2 separate regions of the Mus musculus genome follow, and region 2 is linked to region 1. Evidence: chromatin loops called from intact Hi-C (ENCODE). Cell type or tissue: left cerebral cortex. All regions are shown on one strand. Links, peaks and the distances in the headings refer to the core of each region. The heading gives the core; the rest is flanking DNA.

Region 1 (8,336 bases), core at 268-8,267:
GTGTGTGTGTGTGTGTGAGAGAGAGAGAGAGAGAGAGAGAGAGAGAGAGAGAGAATACCTATGCTCTCCTAAAAATATTTTACTAGGCTCCTCCACTAAATATCCAATTCTATTGCTTGTGAGCTCTGCCTTCCACCAAACATCAGAACATGAAACAATTCTGCCCAAGGTGCTCTCTTTGTAAAGGCACTCCCCCTCCGCTGCCGATGACACGCTGCTCCCTGCGTCCGTCTGAGATGTCACCAGAATGACCTTCCCCATCCTTGTTCTCACCACCATCCTATTCATGATCACTTATGCATTTTCTAAGAAACCTGAAGCTTCCTCTAGAGAGAACTCCCTGCCTTTCTGAGCCCTTCTCGGCTTTTCTGAGAATATACCTTGCTCTCAGTTCAAGGCTGCTTCCACAAGTTTAGATATTTGTTAGAGCCACACTCCACTTCCTATTGCTGATTTTGCTTCTGTCTGCTTAGATTCTCTCTCTCTCTCTCTCTCTCTCTCTCTCTCTCTCTCTCTCTCTCTCTCACACACACACACACACACACACACACACACACACACACACACACACACACACAAAATCCATTGCCTGGGAGCAATAAGATGGTTTAGCGAGCAAATGTGCATGCCTCCGAGCCTGGCAACCTGAGTTCTAGCCCCAGAACCAACGTGGGAGACGGGGAGAACTGGTTCCTACAAGTTACCCTCTGACCTCCAGATGTGCACCATGGCATGTGCACATGTACTCACATACAGAGAGAGAGAGAGAGGGAGAGAGAGAGAGAGAGAGAGAGAGAGAGAGAGAGAGAGAGAGAGAGAGATACAAAATATTTTTTAAATTAAATTTCAAAACCCAACAGACTGAGAAACTGAAAGAGCAGAAATCTCTTTCCCAGCTCTAGTAAATTGAAGTCCAACATCAAAATGCCAGCTCCCCAGCTTGGAGCCAGCCCCTTCATCCTCCTATGTAAAAGAAAGCAAGTTTGAGTCTGCCTTAGTCAATGTTCTATTGCGGTGAAGACACACCATGACCACGGCGACTCTGATAAAGGAAACCAAGGCTGGCTTACAGTTGGTTAGTCCATTCTTATCATGTCAGGGAACATGGCAGCATGCAAGCAGACATGATGCTGGAGAAGCAGCTGAGAGGTCTACAGCTGGATCTGTGGGCAGCAGGAAGACAGAGAAACAAGAGGCCTGTCTTGATCTTTTGAAATCTCAAAGCCCACCCCCAGTGACACATTTCCTCCAGCAAGGCTACACCTACTCCTGTTGGTGTGTTCCCCAACAAGGCCACACCTCCTAATCATTCTAACTGGTGCCATTCCCTGATGACTAAGCATCCAATTATATGACTCTAAGGGAAGCCATTCTTATTCACCCCCCTGCCCCCCAAAGGCTTATAGTCTTATCATAATGCAAAACTGAGTTCAGTCCAACTTGCAAAGTCCCAATCGTCTATCATCGTCTCAACATTATTTAAAAGTCCAAAGTCTCTTCTGAGCAGGTGGCTACCTTCATACTCAGAGAGGAAAATCCTTATTCACATCTAGCATCCCTTCCTCACTTTAGAATAGCAGCAGCAAATAGCAGTTGTGTGTCTCCAGGTGATGGAAGCGCGTGCCTTTAATCCCGGCCCAGGAGGCAAAAGCAGGTGGATCTCTGAGGTCGAGGCCAGCCTGGTCCACAGAGCAAGTTCCGGGACAGCCAGGTTTGTTTTAGAAAAAAAGAAAACTGGATAATGGCCTATGGAGGGCTGGACATGATGCCCATAATACAGGTCAGGAAGACCATGAGTCTAAGACGAGTCTAGGCCACATAATGGATTCAAGAGCAGCCTGGGTCTAGTGAGTTCCAAGCCAATGTGGGCTACTGAGTAAATCCCTGATTCAAAGACTCCAAAAGAGGGGTACTAAGAGGACCAGCTGAGCTGGATTAGGGTGCCATTCCTGGGCCTTCATCTAACCTTAATTACCCCCTAAATGGCCTATTTAGGGATGAAGGCATAGCTAGAGATTAAGCCTATAGAGTCTCAATTTTTCTATCATGGTACACTCAAGCCTGAGCCTGTTGTTAAATACTATCACCGTGGCAGCCAGGCAGTGTTGGCCCACACTGTGAATCCCAGCACTCAGGAGACAGAGGCAGGCATCTTTGTGAGTCCAAGGCAGCCATAGCTACATAGAGAAACTCTATCTCAGGAAAAAAAGGCGGGGAGGGGGCAGTAAACTTTGTGGACTGGAGAGATGTCTCGGTAATTAAAAGCACTGTCTGCTTTCAATCCAGAGGACCAAGGTTCAATTCCCAGCAACCACATGGAAGCTGACAACTGTCTGTAACTCCACTTCCAGGGATCTGACGCCCTCACACCTATTCACATAAATCATTTTTTAAAAAAATGCTGTTGCATTGGCAGTTAGAGCTTCAACGCACAGGTTTTGAGAGACAGTTCAATCCCTAACAGTGACACGCCTTCACGGGATACAATGACATCACCAGGCGGCAAGACACGGTGAGCACAGGGGGCCCTTCTCATTTTCCTGTTTCCTGTCATACCCGCTATCGCTGGAGGCTTTTATCCCGAGTACGTTGGCAGGGCCTGCATATGCATGTGTATCTGTGTGTGGTACAAGCTCCGAGGCCTTGTAACAGAGATGATGTATCCCCACTGAAGAGAAATGACAGTCCGAATGAGGAGAAGAAGCCAATTTGTCACTTAATGCAGAGCCTGATTGTGCTGCAGCAGGAGCCTCACACCGAGATTGATTACAAACAAGATGACATTTCCCTGCGGGCCGCCTCACGCATTATTATAAATAAATACCACTCGCTTTAGCATCTGCATGGCCATCGATCGAGAACACATTCTTCTGTGCCTTGGGTTCACAGTAAATATCCCGGGGACCACGACGGCCTTTCTTCAATGTGTAAAAGCAGCGTGGCCTCACATGGGACAGTTTCATAAAGTGGGGACTGTCACACAGTCCATGAGAAAAGAAAGCACACACGGAGGCGAACTGACCCTAGGAGTTCATTTCCGAGAAAACTTAGCCTTAAACTGTGGTGGGGCTTTGTTCCAAAGGCTTCGGCAGCTGGACAAAGGCGCGGAAACCTGTGAGCCCAACACTCCAGACGATCCCGGACTCCACAGTGAGACCTTGCCTCTAAGGAGAAGAAGAAGAACACACAGTCTATAGCCCCTCAACAGCTGTTTGGGGGTTGTTTGGAAGTTTGCTTTTTTTAATCATTTTTTTGTGTGCGTGTTTCACATCAGCCCAAGAGAATCAGTTGTGATCTGGGAGTCTTTCCTGAAAAAAAATCACAGTGGAATTTTCGAGATGGAAATAAATCTGTTAAATTTCGAATATCTCTTTTGCCCTTGCCCTGACTGCTCCAAATCTGTCATCTTATGAGTTTCAAATAAATAAGTTATTTTAACCAGCAAAATATAGAGTGACTGTTTTCTATTTATTTCTTTACGCTTTGCTTCGGTGCAAGGGTGAATTTGATCTGCCTGCGGAAATTTTTTTTTTTTCATTTCAGTATCTCTCCACTCATTTTCTATATTCCCCTCCACCTCCTTTTGAAGCTTTTCTATCTGCTCCATCTTTCCCTCCTACATAAACCACGAGTTTGGCATGTTTCTGGCGTGACGTGAGTGCCCCCTGCTGTCAACGATGGTGAACAGCTCCGCAACCAGGCAGGTTCAGACCAATACCGCAGATGGAGAAAAAAACACTACATCCCTGGGCAAACACTGGTAGGATTGTTAAAATGAATAATTTATTAAATCGCGATTGTTTATTGACATCCCTTTCATTATTTACTTCTCAGTTATTAAACATACTCGTGGAGTGCCTGGGTGTTAGCCCTTGGCCCACTCCAACGCTTTTTCCCAGGCAGGGATGGAGCCAGCCCCGTGATTCTCTCTATCCAAGACATTTTCGATCTCTTTTGTCAGGTCGGGGTCAAACTACAGTTGTTCCATGATGACTTTATCAATTCTCAGCTGATAGACTCTAAATGAAAAACTGCCCGCTGCTGCCTCGCCGCCACTTAAGAAGGGGGTTATCTGGGTAATATTCTGTCAATCAGGCAGGGTCTGCGACAGACACCGGGAGTCAAGTGAAATAGGAGGAGAAGATGATTTCAATGTTTTTATTAGTCATTGTCCCCCACATCAAAGACTAGCTGACAGCCATCCCTGTCTGTCCTTCCAAGTCAAAAAGATAAGGGAAGGAAGCCACGCATGGACATTTGAGGGCATGCTCCATTCTGAAGGAAATCAGCAAGTCTGTGTCTTACAGAACGATACCCGTCAGCCCTCACAATGGGGTGGGTCCAGGTCAAAAGCACCAGGCTCCAATGGGAGGAGCATGTCCCAAAAAGAAAAGCTCTAACCCCAGACTTGAAGATACATGCTAGTCTGCACCCGGGAGAGGCCTTGGCTTTTAAGGACAAACTCAAGTTTCCCGGTGGTTTGTTCTCATACAATATATTCGGGTGGCACTTCTCCCTTCTCCCAACTCCTCCTCATTTTTAACAATGCAGGAGTTCAGAAAGGTGTATGTGTAGTATCGATAGATAGATAGATAGATAGATAGATAGATAGATAGATAGATAGATAGATAGATAATGAATAAATGAACCTCAAGGCCAAAAAAAAAAAAAGTGAAAGTTAACAAATTTCACTCTAAAACCCCAAATCTTAAAACAAAGAAGTGATGGTGAGATGGGTCAGTGGGTCAAAGTGTTCACCCTGCATGCCTCGAGATTCCACACTGAAAGGAACAAACCAGCTTCGCTGGCTTCCACACTCAAGCCCACATCCCCTCACACGGTGGAGTACGCCTTTAATCCCAGCACTCAGGAGGCAGAGGCAGGCGGATTTCTGAGTTCAAGGCCAGCCTGATCTACAAAGTGAGTTCCAGGACAGCCAGGACTTTTCAGAGAAACCCTGTCTCAAAAAACCAAATAAATATAAATAAATAAATAAATGAATAAATAAGAGAAAGGCTAATTGATCATGATTGTTATTAGTACACATAGCATAAGTCTCCTCTCCCCCTCCCTCCCTCCTTCCCCTCCCCCTCTCCCCCCTCTCCTCTCTCCCTCCCCTCTCCCCTTTCCCCTCCCCCCTCCCCACTCTCCTCTCTCCCTCCCCTCTCCCCTTTCCCCTCCCCCCTCCCCACTCTCCCTCTCCCCTCCCTCTCCCCCTCCCCTCCCTCTCCCCCTCCCCTCCCTCTCCCCCTCCCCTCCCCTTCCCCCTCTCCTCCCTCTTGTCTTCTCTCCCCTCTCCCCTCTCCCCTCTCCTCTCTCCCCTCTCCCCCACCTCATAAAATAAGTAGCTTGATTCATTTTCCAAAAACTCATTAGAAATCTGCATTGGGTGGGAAAATCACATTATCAGATGTTTTAAAAATAACAATAAATAACATTAGAAATATCATCAAATTATATTCCCTTTGTCACATTAAGTTAAATATGACATTTTTCTCTCACCGCTCTGGGTATTTGAAGGCTCTGTGCTCAGAAAGCACAGAGAAGACGCAGAACAGGGCCAGGACCAAGGCCAGGGCCAGAGTTTTCTGATGAGCACATATGTTCAGCCTGCAGTCCTCCAACTACGTGCACCTATGATGACTAGGAACAGGGGCCAACATCTTCGTAAGGATGTATGCCATGTCACAATGTCAAAAAAGATGGACACCCTTCCTTTACACCAAATTGTCCAGAAAGTTTGTAAGAGAAACATCATTTTAGTGAGCAAGAGCCTTAAATTTGAAAGGAATCTGCCACCCTGGCTTGAGTTCCACTTGTGACTTGATCACGAAGCTTGTTTCCTTGTTGTGTGTTGTATGTTCTTCATAAAATTAAATGTGAGTTTGTCCAGCCATGCATATAAATATCTATCCCAACATCAGCAACATGCAACACATGTGCAGACCCTTCACTTCCTACCTCCATTCCTTCTCTCTGTCCTAGAAGCCATAATTAAAGCGCTGGGGGGGGGGGGGCCTTCTGGCCAGGCACAAGGATGGCAGAGGCAGATGGATCTCTATGAGTTCAAGGTCAACCTGGTCCACATAGCAAGCGCCAGACCAGCCAAGTCTGCGCAATGAGACCCTGTCTCAAAAAAGAGGTGGGGGGGAGGGAAAAGGGGATGAAGGGGGAGGAAGAGCAGAGATTCTACCATTAAAAAAGACAGAAAAAACAGTCATTACTTCCTAAACCCACTGATTTATCTTGTATTGATTAACCATTTGCCTTCCAGTGTCTTCTCTCTGAAAGACCGAGGCAGGTACTCAAACTGCCTTCACTGATTATTGATCCCCAACCCACCCCCCATGAGAGCTGAGGATGGCTTCTCTCTCATTTTAGTCAAACGCTTGACCTCAGAGTCACAAACCCCAACCCGCATTCAGTGATTTTTTTTTTTAAATCAAAGAACTTCCACTAGGGAATTCCTCACCAATGTTGGTTCTTATCTGTTCAAGCTAATAAACCAAGAAATGGAGTAAACAAACTATTACTAAGTTAGACATCATTATAACAGAGTGGTTCTAATCTTAGCATTGCACTACCCTGGGGACACTAATGTTTAGTCTTCCCATTGAGCTCCACCAATGACTAAGAATCACCCAGCAATGACAAGCAGCAGAGACAGCCAGTGATTTAATGGTCAATGCAACGATGAAAATGTGCATAAGATCATGAGAGCAGGGCTGGAGAGATGGCTCAGTGGTTAAGAGCACTGAATGCTCTTCCAGAGGTCCTGAGTTCAAATCCCAGCAACCACACGGTGGCTCACAACCATCTATAATGGGATCTGATGCCCTCTTCGGGCGTGTCTGAAGACAGATACAGTGCACTTACATATAATAATAAATAAATCTTTAAAAAGAAAAAAAAAAGATCATGAGAGCAGCAAAGAGAAGCCCCTGACCTGGTTCAAGGGTTGAAGGGAAAGAAGGGAAGAGAGGCAACCTTCCTGAGAGAATCAGGTGGCCCTTCCTTCAGTTCCTGCCTCCACTCAACTTGTAATAAGTCTGGGCATGAATATGTCCAAACCTGAGGGTTTGTAATGGAGACACACACACCCAAAAAAACAACACACTTCAAAGACCACATAGTCACACATTTGAGAGTCAAAGTCGCCTGCCAGCAAAGTAAGGGATCAAAATAACCAGCTTTCAAACAATTTGTGTTTCTTCAAAGCAATGCAGGCATAAAGGAGAAATGTGAGGAGGAAAGGGGGGTGCATGGAGGGAAGACAAACGAAGACTGAGGAGCAGGAGAAAAGACTGAGCGAGTCCCCACATAGAAACTCCAAATGTACAGAGGCTCTCTCTTCCCGTAATGTATGTGTCCACCCTGATCAAGATTTACAGAGAGAATCACCATCAGCCCAAGCACTTCTCAGGGTTTTTATCAGAACGATGGAGGACACTCACAGGGGCAAGTGCTTCGGAATTTCCTGAGCGATGATGCTAAGTGCAAGAAGTTGCTATTATGTCCCCCTACCTCCTTCCTCGGGTCCTTAAGGAGCCTCGGGAGACTTCTGGATGTTGGGAAGGGACCCGAATGATGTGGGGGTCAAGGGAAATGGTGGGTAAGTGTCGGTACAGACATCTATCCGTGTCATCTTTTCGAAATGACATTTCCCTCCACAGCAAGAGAATTTTTGATGAGCCTGGAGAGAGTGCAGTAATCGGATCATCCGCAGAAGTGGGTTCTGCTCCCCACCCTCTGTAGGGATCCATTAAGGAAGCAGGAAATGGAAAAAGAAGCGCTCCGTGTCACAGATGTCACTTAACATTACATTTTATGAAGTTCTTCTGCCAAGGCCTCTGGTATCGGCAGACTCAGAACAAGGTGTGCACATAAATAAACGACCCGCCTGCATTCCGGGGCTGTGTGCCTCGGTCCTCTTTGTGAACTTGCTGGGATGTGGTGAGGTTGCAAGAGAGATTCTAGACCGAGTATATAATATGAACTTGTCACGGTGCCAATATGTGGAACCAACAAAAAAAAGATTTATGGCTTTTGTCTGCAAGATCTGATGGATTAGGACGTTAGGCTCCTCGCTGTTGGTCGGGGAAATGAATACTCCAAACCCCCTGCCTCCGTGACTGTTTTCATTGCACTTTTATGGTTGCTTTTGTTCTGATCTGGAAAGTCAGGAAGGCTCAGACTCTCCACAGGCCAGCAATGGAGATACGAGAAGCCACGTACGGCCACACTTATGATAAACCATGCCGATCCGAGTGTCACCGGGGGAGACTGTTTAGTAACAAAACACAAACTTCCAAACAAGTGATAACAGGGCCTAGTGC
Region 2 (8,336 bases), core at 154-8,153, 250 kb before region 1:
TCCTCCTCCTCCTTCTCCTTCTCCTTCTTTTTCTTCTTCTCCTTCAATAATGTGTCCCCTCCTAGGCACTTCCTATGTGTGTACCATTGTTGTGAACACATTACCTCATACTTCACCCATTGAGCAGGTTAGAGCACAGACAGGCATACAGCTGACACTGGCTGACCTACAGAGTTTGAACCCCACACCCATTATCCATCTGATATACTACTTGGTTTACACTGATAATTCTGAGAGGCAGACAGACAGACAGACAGACAGGCAAGCAAAGAGAGAGAGAGAGAGAGAGAGAGAGAGAGAGAGAGAGAGAGAGAGAGAGAGAGAAGAAACCCATTAGATCATGACAATCATGCCCCTGGAACATTAACTATGCTTTAAATACCTTCATTTATGAGTTTAATAAAAAGCCAGCTAGGTGAGTTCTAAGTCTATACTATAAAAAGATGGATTTGTCCAAACATCCCCAAAATATGACTGCAGACTCTTAAAAGGAAAGAAGAATTGTCTGTTCAGAGCACAAGGACATCAGTGTGTTCCCCCAGCGAGACAAGTCTGCATCCCGTCTTCAAAGAACACACACAGCTTCTTCTGGCCAGAAGATCTGATTTCTTCACCATGTCAGAGTGAAGCCAACTTCATCTCAGGGCCAGAAGAGAAGTAACAGTGGTGGACAAATCCACAATACTGTGGTATTCTCCTCCCATGGAAATTAGGTCTGCCAAATGGTCCATAGCGAAACACTGCCCACCTCAGTAATTCCCAAGGCTGATCTTCCAGAGGTCAGCGTGGCACCTGAAGGGCAACATTGAGCAAGGAATCAGAATGTATGTGCGATGTGGGTTAATGGCTCCTAGGGGCAGCTCGTCCACAAATCAGATTCCACGAGAGTGATGGTCTGTGACTCAGACCTGAATCCAATTGTCTGGGGCTTTCTGTCCCTTAAACTACACTCTGAGAGGGCAGAGTTCCAAGTCCCTTCATTCTCTATGCCTTTGTCTGAGTCATGCTTTTTCTTGCTGGAAAAAAAAAATTATTGCTCTTGCTTTTCTGTAGATCACCACTTTGTTATTGAGCCACAGCTCTCTGCACTTTGATGATGAAGGGGCTAAACTTTAGCAATCTCCCAGGTGGGATTCCTAAGGAAGCAAGCTTTGAGATGAATATCTGGTCAGGAATGAGCTTAGGACTGCCAAGGAAACAGGAGAGGAGGGAATAGGGGAAGCAAGGCAGGACCACCCAAGTCTTAGCCAGCCTAGCAAGGAGCTTGGGAACCGAATGTCGTGCCATCTAGAACTGTCCCAAGGTGGGTGAGCAGTTGTCCACTGAGGAGCTGTTGGCTCTGGGTCTGCCTAGAAAGGCAGCTGGAGGAGTCCTTCCCTCCTGGAGGGTAGACAGACAATCTTCCAAGGCATCTATGTTTCTTTCACCATAGGCTTCTTCCCTCTTGAAGCAAATTTTATCCTTTCTGCATCACAAACCAGAAAAAAGACTGAATATGGAGAGGGCTAAATCTGCCGTTCTCCAGCCAGGGCTGCACCAGGGCTACAACTAGGCTCCTACTGTATCCAAAGCTCTGATGACCATCCCCCAACACTACAAGAAAAAAAAAAAACATTCGCAGCCATGATGTGCCTTCTCTCTGCCCCCACACTCTGGCATCCTCTTGCTTCATGGCTCTTAGTCTCCTGCAGGCTCACACTTAGACCTCTCTTTACCAGAAATGCTTCTTAGACTCCAGGCCGAGCCGAATGGACGAAATCTTGCTGCCAGTGGATCTCATAGCTCTCTGTAGCTCTCTGCCTTTCTCCAAGGTTCTCTCTCTGGAGCTCAGCACAGAGCCTGAGGAGCAGCAGGCACTTGGTAAATAAATAAATAAATAAATAAATAAATAAATAAATAAATAAATAAATAAATAAATAAATAAATAAATAAATGTGTGACGAATCTCTGCGCCTCGGGGCAACACTAAGAGAACGTGAAGAGCCTCCGGACAGACCTCAAGCTTTGAGATGCCTCCAAGAATGATCCAGCCTCTGCAGACAGAACGCCTCAAACTGGTTTGGGTGCCACAGCAAGATCTTCCCCTAATGTGCCCCTACCACAGCACTGAGTTAATACCCTTACAATACCTGTTAGTTTGGGGTGGTTTTTTGTTTGTTTGTTTGTTTGTATTTTCAAATTACATTGTAACTATCTGTGACAACATAAGCCATTTCTGTCTGATTCTTTTGTTTTTAATCTCCCAGCACCTGGTCCCAGGCCAGCACATAGTACTCTAGTAGATAAATATGTGCTGAAGGAATAAAATAGAAAACTCTGTGAACCATGTTCAGATCTACACTGAAATAAAGTTGAAATGTGCAAGGGGTTTAGCTAGCATCCAACAGAGCTGCAAACCAAAGGGCAGGCATGGGGCATCTGGGAGGAGTATAGGAGCCGCCCTGATACTGTGTGTGTGTGTGTGTGTGTGTGTGTGTGTGACACACTACAGAACCGCCATTGCTGATTATAGTCAAAACTACCACACTATACCAAGGGCTCACGGAGTCCAACAGGGGCTTAGCATGTTAAATACACAATATCATTTCATTAAATCTCCAGGGAATGACTGGAATATAAGAATTACTATGCCCACTTTTCAGATAATAGCATTAAGGCTCAAAGAAACGCAGGCACCTATCCCAGCTTAAGTTACTAGTTACACAGAACAAATATCTAAACCCAGCTATGCCTGACTGCAGCAACCATGTTCAAACTGAACACCCTGGTGAACATCCTCTCACCAACAGACCAGGGTCCTAGACGCACATAGATTCAAGGCAACACTTGGGCACAACAGTCTGAACTCCATGGTACTGTAGGCAGGTGTTTAAATAGCTTACTGCCAACCCAGCTCACACACGTCACGCAAAAAGAGAAAGCAGAGTAGTTATAAGATCTCACTGGCTGAATGAGGCATACAATCACAAATCTCAGTGGCCATGTTGTTGATGTCTGCATCTCTATGTCCTAGCTTGTTTCTCTGTTGCTGTGAAAACCAACGTGGGGAGGAAAGAACTAATACAGCATATGGCTTACACTTCCACATCACAATCACAGTGCATCAACGCAGGTGTTCAAAACAGGAATTGGAAGCAGGAATGAAACAGAGACCATGGAGGGAAGTTGTTTATTGGCTTGTTCTCTGTGCCTTGTTCAGCCTGCTTTCTTATACAACCCAGGGCTACCTGCCCAGGGCTGGTACCACTCATGATGGGCTGTGCCACCCCATATTAATCATCAATTAAAAAGATGCCATAGAACAATCTGACAGAAATAAGTCCACGATGTGCAGTGGTGGCACATGCCTTTAATCCCAGCATGTGAGAGGCAAAGACAGGTAGATTTCTGAGTTCGAGGCCAGCCTGGTCTACAGAGTGAGTTCCAGGACAGCCAGGGTTACACGGAGAAACTCTGTCTAAAAACCGAGAAAAAGAAAGAAAGAGAGAGAAAGAGAGAGAGAGAAAACGATTCCTCAGTCATGTTTCCTCTTCCCAGATGACTCTAGTTTGTATCAAGTTGATGAAACCTAACCCACACACCCTACAAGAGTCAGATATTGAAATTTACCCTTGAGGGTAGTAGTAGTATGAGGTGGGGCCATTGGAAGGTAACTAGTTCATGAATGGGAATAGAGCCCTTGTAAAAATGCCCCCCAAAAGAACCCCGTTGTCTCTTCTGGAATGTGAGAACACGAAGAAGGATCTGCCATAAGGAAATACCCTTGCCAGACACCAAATATGCCAAGACCTTGACTGTGGACTTCAGAGCTGCAGAACTACAAAAAAACAAGTTGCTCCTGATAATAAATAAAATGTTCTAAGGCATTTTGTTATCATTACTGAAATAAGTGAACACACGGAGCCTAGTAAGGCCTCTAAAGCCGGACCAAATGGCCCGTCTTCTCATACCTGCCTAGTCCCGCCAGCCACGCACTGCTCTTATAAAGCACACGCAGAGCCTGCAGACTTTCCCACAGGCACCTAAGGCAATCTAGTCACACCGAAAACACAAATCTAAAGTGCACAGCCAGACCTGCAGATGGAGCTGGGCTAGACTGTTAGCCTAGCACGCAGAAGACCCTGGGTTCTGTCTACAGACCCTGAAAAGAAATTAAACATAAAATGCGTATCCAGCTGAAAGAGAAAAAGGAATGTTCTAGCATGCCTCTGGTGATGACGCTGGTTCAAAAGATGACCGGGGTCAAGGCTACTTCTCATTCAGGCTTGTCACACCTGAAAGGAAAAGGCAGGTAGGGTGAGGAGATCTAAAGAATTAATGTATTAAAACATTTTTTTCATATTTAATTCCTGTGTTTCCATGGCAACTGAGCCATCAACCAACAAATGTGCCCTTCTCTCCTGCAAACTAAAAAAAAAAAAAAAATGTTTTCTTCCAAGAAGAAAATGTTAACAACACGTTTATCTACCTTGCTGAGTAATGTGTCTGGGGAGCTTCCAAAAGATTCCACACTTTTTCTAATTTTCCCATCTTCCACATTCTTCAAAGACTCGTTCAAGAATTAAGTTCTGAATATGGACAGAAAAGCTACAGTGTGATGCAAAAGTGGGGGTGCATACCTAGGAGGAGATGCAGAAGTGGGGTGCATACTTAAGAGAAGAGTTTTGGTCAGCCCTTTCCTGAACCCAACGAAATTCTGAAATTGGGGATTTTCACTGTAAGCTTGCTAGCACATGGTTTCCAAACGATATCTACTGACTGGGTCAACTTTGTAACCCCATTAATATTGTGTGGTCTCTTCTAAGTACTGTAACTACCCAAAGCTCACCCTGAGACACTCCGCTCTCTGTTGCAGCCTTGATCACATGTGGCCACTAAGCCTTGTCTGTCTGTATTTCCCTCTGCCCCAGAAACTGGGTTTCTCTGATGCTTCTGGAAGCCACAGGACAGCTGCCAACACCCGGCACACCCTGAGCCCGGCATCCTACCAGTGAGAGCTGAGTTTCTGCAGCCTTAAATTACATCTCTAGCACCGTCTCCTCTTCTCTCCTTGTAACTCATTTGTTAGCCTAGAACTCCAGAGAGCTGTGAGTGCAGCCAGCTCACCTGACCACTCCTTTCTATGTGTCCCACATGCCTTTCCTGGACTATACCTAACTGCTGATATCTCTGAGGAGGGCTCTAACTTCCTTCAGAGTACCAGTAATTGGAATTCCCCCTTCAAAATGATATTTTTAAACACGGGCTTCATCTTTTAGCTTGTTGCTTTGCATTTGAAAGGGGAAAGGTGACTACTCAGAGGGAAGAAATGAACCACACATAGTAGAGACAGGAAGTCACAGTGAAAAATAAACTCTAAACAAAGCCCTAGACTCTGTCAATGGCTACAGAGAACAGATCTCTAATGTCTTGACTCTTCTTGGGGTGTTTTCTGGACTTGCTTCAGTGTGAAGTCCCCTCACTAGATCATCCATCCAAGCTGCCTGATAATAGAAACAGGAGGCCCAAAAGAGATGGAGGACAGCAGGAAGGTTCCTACCACAACTGCACAAGACAGTTTGATCACCTGCAGTTACAGCTTCCTTCCTGAGACCTGGTTTCCTAATGCTGCTCTGGAATGTAAGAATAAAATATTCAAGGCTTGGTCCTCAATTCTGGGTCACGGAATGTAGTGAATGTTGGATGGTGAGTTCCACGGGTGTTTCTGTTGGGCAAGCAGGCCTGAGACTCCCAACCCAGGAATTCTGAGTGCACATGGGAAGAGACAGCTCTGTGTTCATCCTACATTTCAGAGCATACAAGCCCATGAGCGACATGAGCTAACTCATTCTTGTACCAATTTTCTCTTTCTGCTATACACATGACCACAAGCCGAATAGCTAACAAAGAACTCCAATTTGTGATCTTGTTTCTATAGAGGTCCAAAGCCTGAAATCATTTCAGGGAGCTAAAACCAAGGTGGTGACTGAGCTGTGTTCCTTTTCAGGGGTCTAAAAAGTTCTTCTCCAAAATTCTCCTCCTTGTCTCTTCTCTTCTCTTCTCTTCTCTTCTCTTCTCTTCTCTTCTCTTCTCTCCTCTCCTCTCCTCTCCTCTCCTCTTCTCTTCTCTTCTCTTCTCTTCTCTTCTCTTCTCTTCTCTTCTCTTCTTTTCTTTTTTTTTCCTCCTTGTCTTTCTAGCTTCAGCTTCTAGAAGCCCCTTGTAGCCTGGAGTCCCAGCCGGCAATGGTATCGATGGCCCTCGGTTTCTGGACCCCAGCTCTCTTGCTTCGGTCTTCCGTTAATCAGATCCATTGTAATTACAGTTTGTTGGGCTTGCCAGGATAACCAGGGGAAAGCTCTCCCATCTTAAGATTTTTGACTGTAATCTCATCTGCAAAGTTCTTTTTGCCACATAGGAAAACACATCCGCCAGCTCTCTGGATTCCGCGTGGACACAACTGGGGAATGTGGTGCGCTCATCTGCTCACCTGACTCATCTTCTAGGAATGTTGGGGGATCCAATCAGAGGGCGTGTGTCTGCCAGAGCCTCAAAAACATCTTTGGCTTCATCCTCCTTGCTCTTTCTGCTTTTTTTCTACCCCCTATTTTATGACTGATGATCCTCTCCCGTTTCATCGCTCCTTGACACCCAGTTCCGGATGAGACTCAGTGTTTGCTTCTGATGGAGAAGAAGAGTCGCTCTGCCCTTGGCAAGCAAAGAAGAAAACTAATTTCAGCGCATGAGTTTACAAACTTTTTTGCAAAACAAGTTTGGAACGCTCTGCCACCAAATATTGTCAATCAGCATTCTTGGCACGCCTGCTTCATTAGATGCTATGCAAGTCATGCGGGTCTTCATCGTTGTTGAAACAGCGAATCTGCGCCTTCTGTGTGGTTCCAAATATTTGTAATAGAGCTGCTTCTAAATATATAAGCATGGCATCAGGCCTCACATGGCAATCCTCTCTCTATGGTGACAGGGAGTATCAAGCCCAGCAATATCACCCTGGGGAGTTTTGCTCATGATAATAGAGTATCAGAGAGGCCGAGGGAGCAACGAATGTACAACAGGGTGAGGCCCGATGGGCAGCTCTCTTTGCTGAAGGAGAAACAGCTGGGAATCCACTGTGGATGTTACAGAAAATGAGAACGTTTCTCAGAAATTAAGTTCAGGGAAGATGAAATCGAAAGCACAAGGAAAAAAATGCTCGCTGATTTTTTTTTAAAAAGCATGCTTAAGAAAAGCTAAAGTAACACGGCATTCTTCATCTACTGCTGGAGGACTGGCCAAGTTGTCTTTGTTTCCTTAGCACTGTTTCTGTCTTTTCTATTGGTTCGCAAGCACTCTTTGTGTATTTGGGCAATTAACTCTTAGATGTCTTTGCTTTACTGGTGTTAGACAGGGTTTTTTGTTTGTTGTTGTTGTTGTTGTTGTTGTTTTGTTTTTGTTTTTTTGAGCAGAAGTTTTAAATCTGAGTTCAATCAGACCTATCAATTTTTTATTCCTTTATGCTTTGCAAATTCATTCTTAAGATCCTGCCAAGATCATTAAAATTCCACCCACTAGTAATTAAAAACGCAAATAAAAGGGAGATTTAATTTTGCACCTATCAGATCTACTCGGTCACTTCTTCAACATTCGTCGGATGCCCTCCTCATGACAAGCCTGGGAAGAAAAGGCAGAAAAATATAGGGAAAGCTCTGCCTGGGTGACAGACATTCCTGTTGTGTTGAGTCAAGAGAGGCACAAGCGTGATGAGGAAAGTGCATGCTGTATGAATAATAAGCACCGTGGGATAAAGGGAAGCTGGGAAGGGGGACAGGGAGGGTGGTAGGGGAGCAGCTGGCCATTTAAAGGCATGGCCAAGGAATGGTACTGCAAGGAGCTATGCTGGTACCCAGGGAAAAGTGGTCCAGGCAGGGCTTTTGACGTGCTCCATGTGGCTGGAGACAGCTATAAGATTGGAAATAGGCAGGAAGGGCAGGCGGAGAGGTTTAGGACCTATCACCAAAGAACTGCTGGTCTATTGTAAGAATACAAGCTTTTACTCTAAGTAAGATAACACCCATGTGTAAAGGCTTCGTTCTCAAGGTAGTGGAACCTTTAAGAGCTAGGGCCTAATGTGAGGTTTTTCAGTAATGGGGCTTGTACCAGAAGATACAAGTAGTGGGATTCCCCTCTTTCTCCCTCTACCCTTCCCCCCCCCCCAGTTCTCTCTTCTCTCTCCTCTCCGTTTGCCCATCCATCCTCCATCCATCTTTCTCCTATCCTTCCTTCTATACCATTCTCTCTCTCTCTCTCTTCCTAGAAATGAGGACAGAAGCTTTAATCTCTCCACATGGTCTACCCCATGCTGT

Evidence for each region. Hi-C counts contacts between places; a loop is a spot of excess contacts. Peaks named below come from ENCODE experiments on the same cell type or tissue, not always from the same donor. Only the 100,000 strongest peaks of a DNase experiment are listed, where the experiment ranks them.
Region 2: a loop joins it to region 1, with 2.4 times the contacts of the local background. A loop is called at or near these places in 8 of 42 quality-filtered maps.

The regions. Positions count from the first base shown.
Region 1 is chr3:51,166,755-51,175,090 of GRCm38, forward strand. No RefSeq gene overlaps it. Among named protein-coding and RNA genes, the nearest start is that of Gm35891, 42 kb to the left of the region's middle. In left cerebral cortex, for the core only: a CTCF peak has its summit at 3,673 (motif pointing left); a DNase peak (open chromatin) is centred at 3,662.
Region 2 is chr3:50,915,739-50,924,074 of GRCm38, forward strand. No RefSeq gene overlaps it. Among named protein-coding and RNA genes, the nearest start is that of Gm37548, 31 kb to the left of the region's middle. In left cerebral cortex, for the core only: no CTCF peak of the experiment used is centred there; DNase peaks (open chromatin) are centred at 973, 1,647 and 4,958.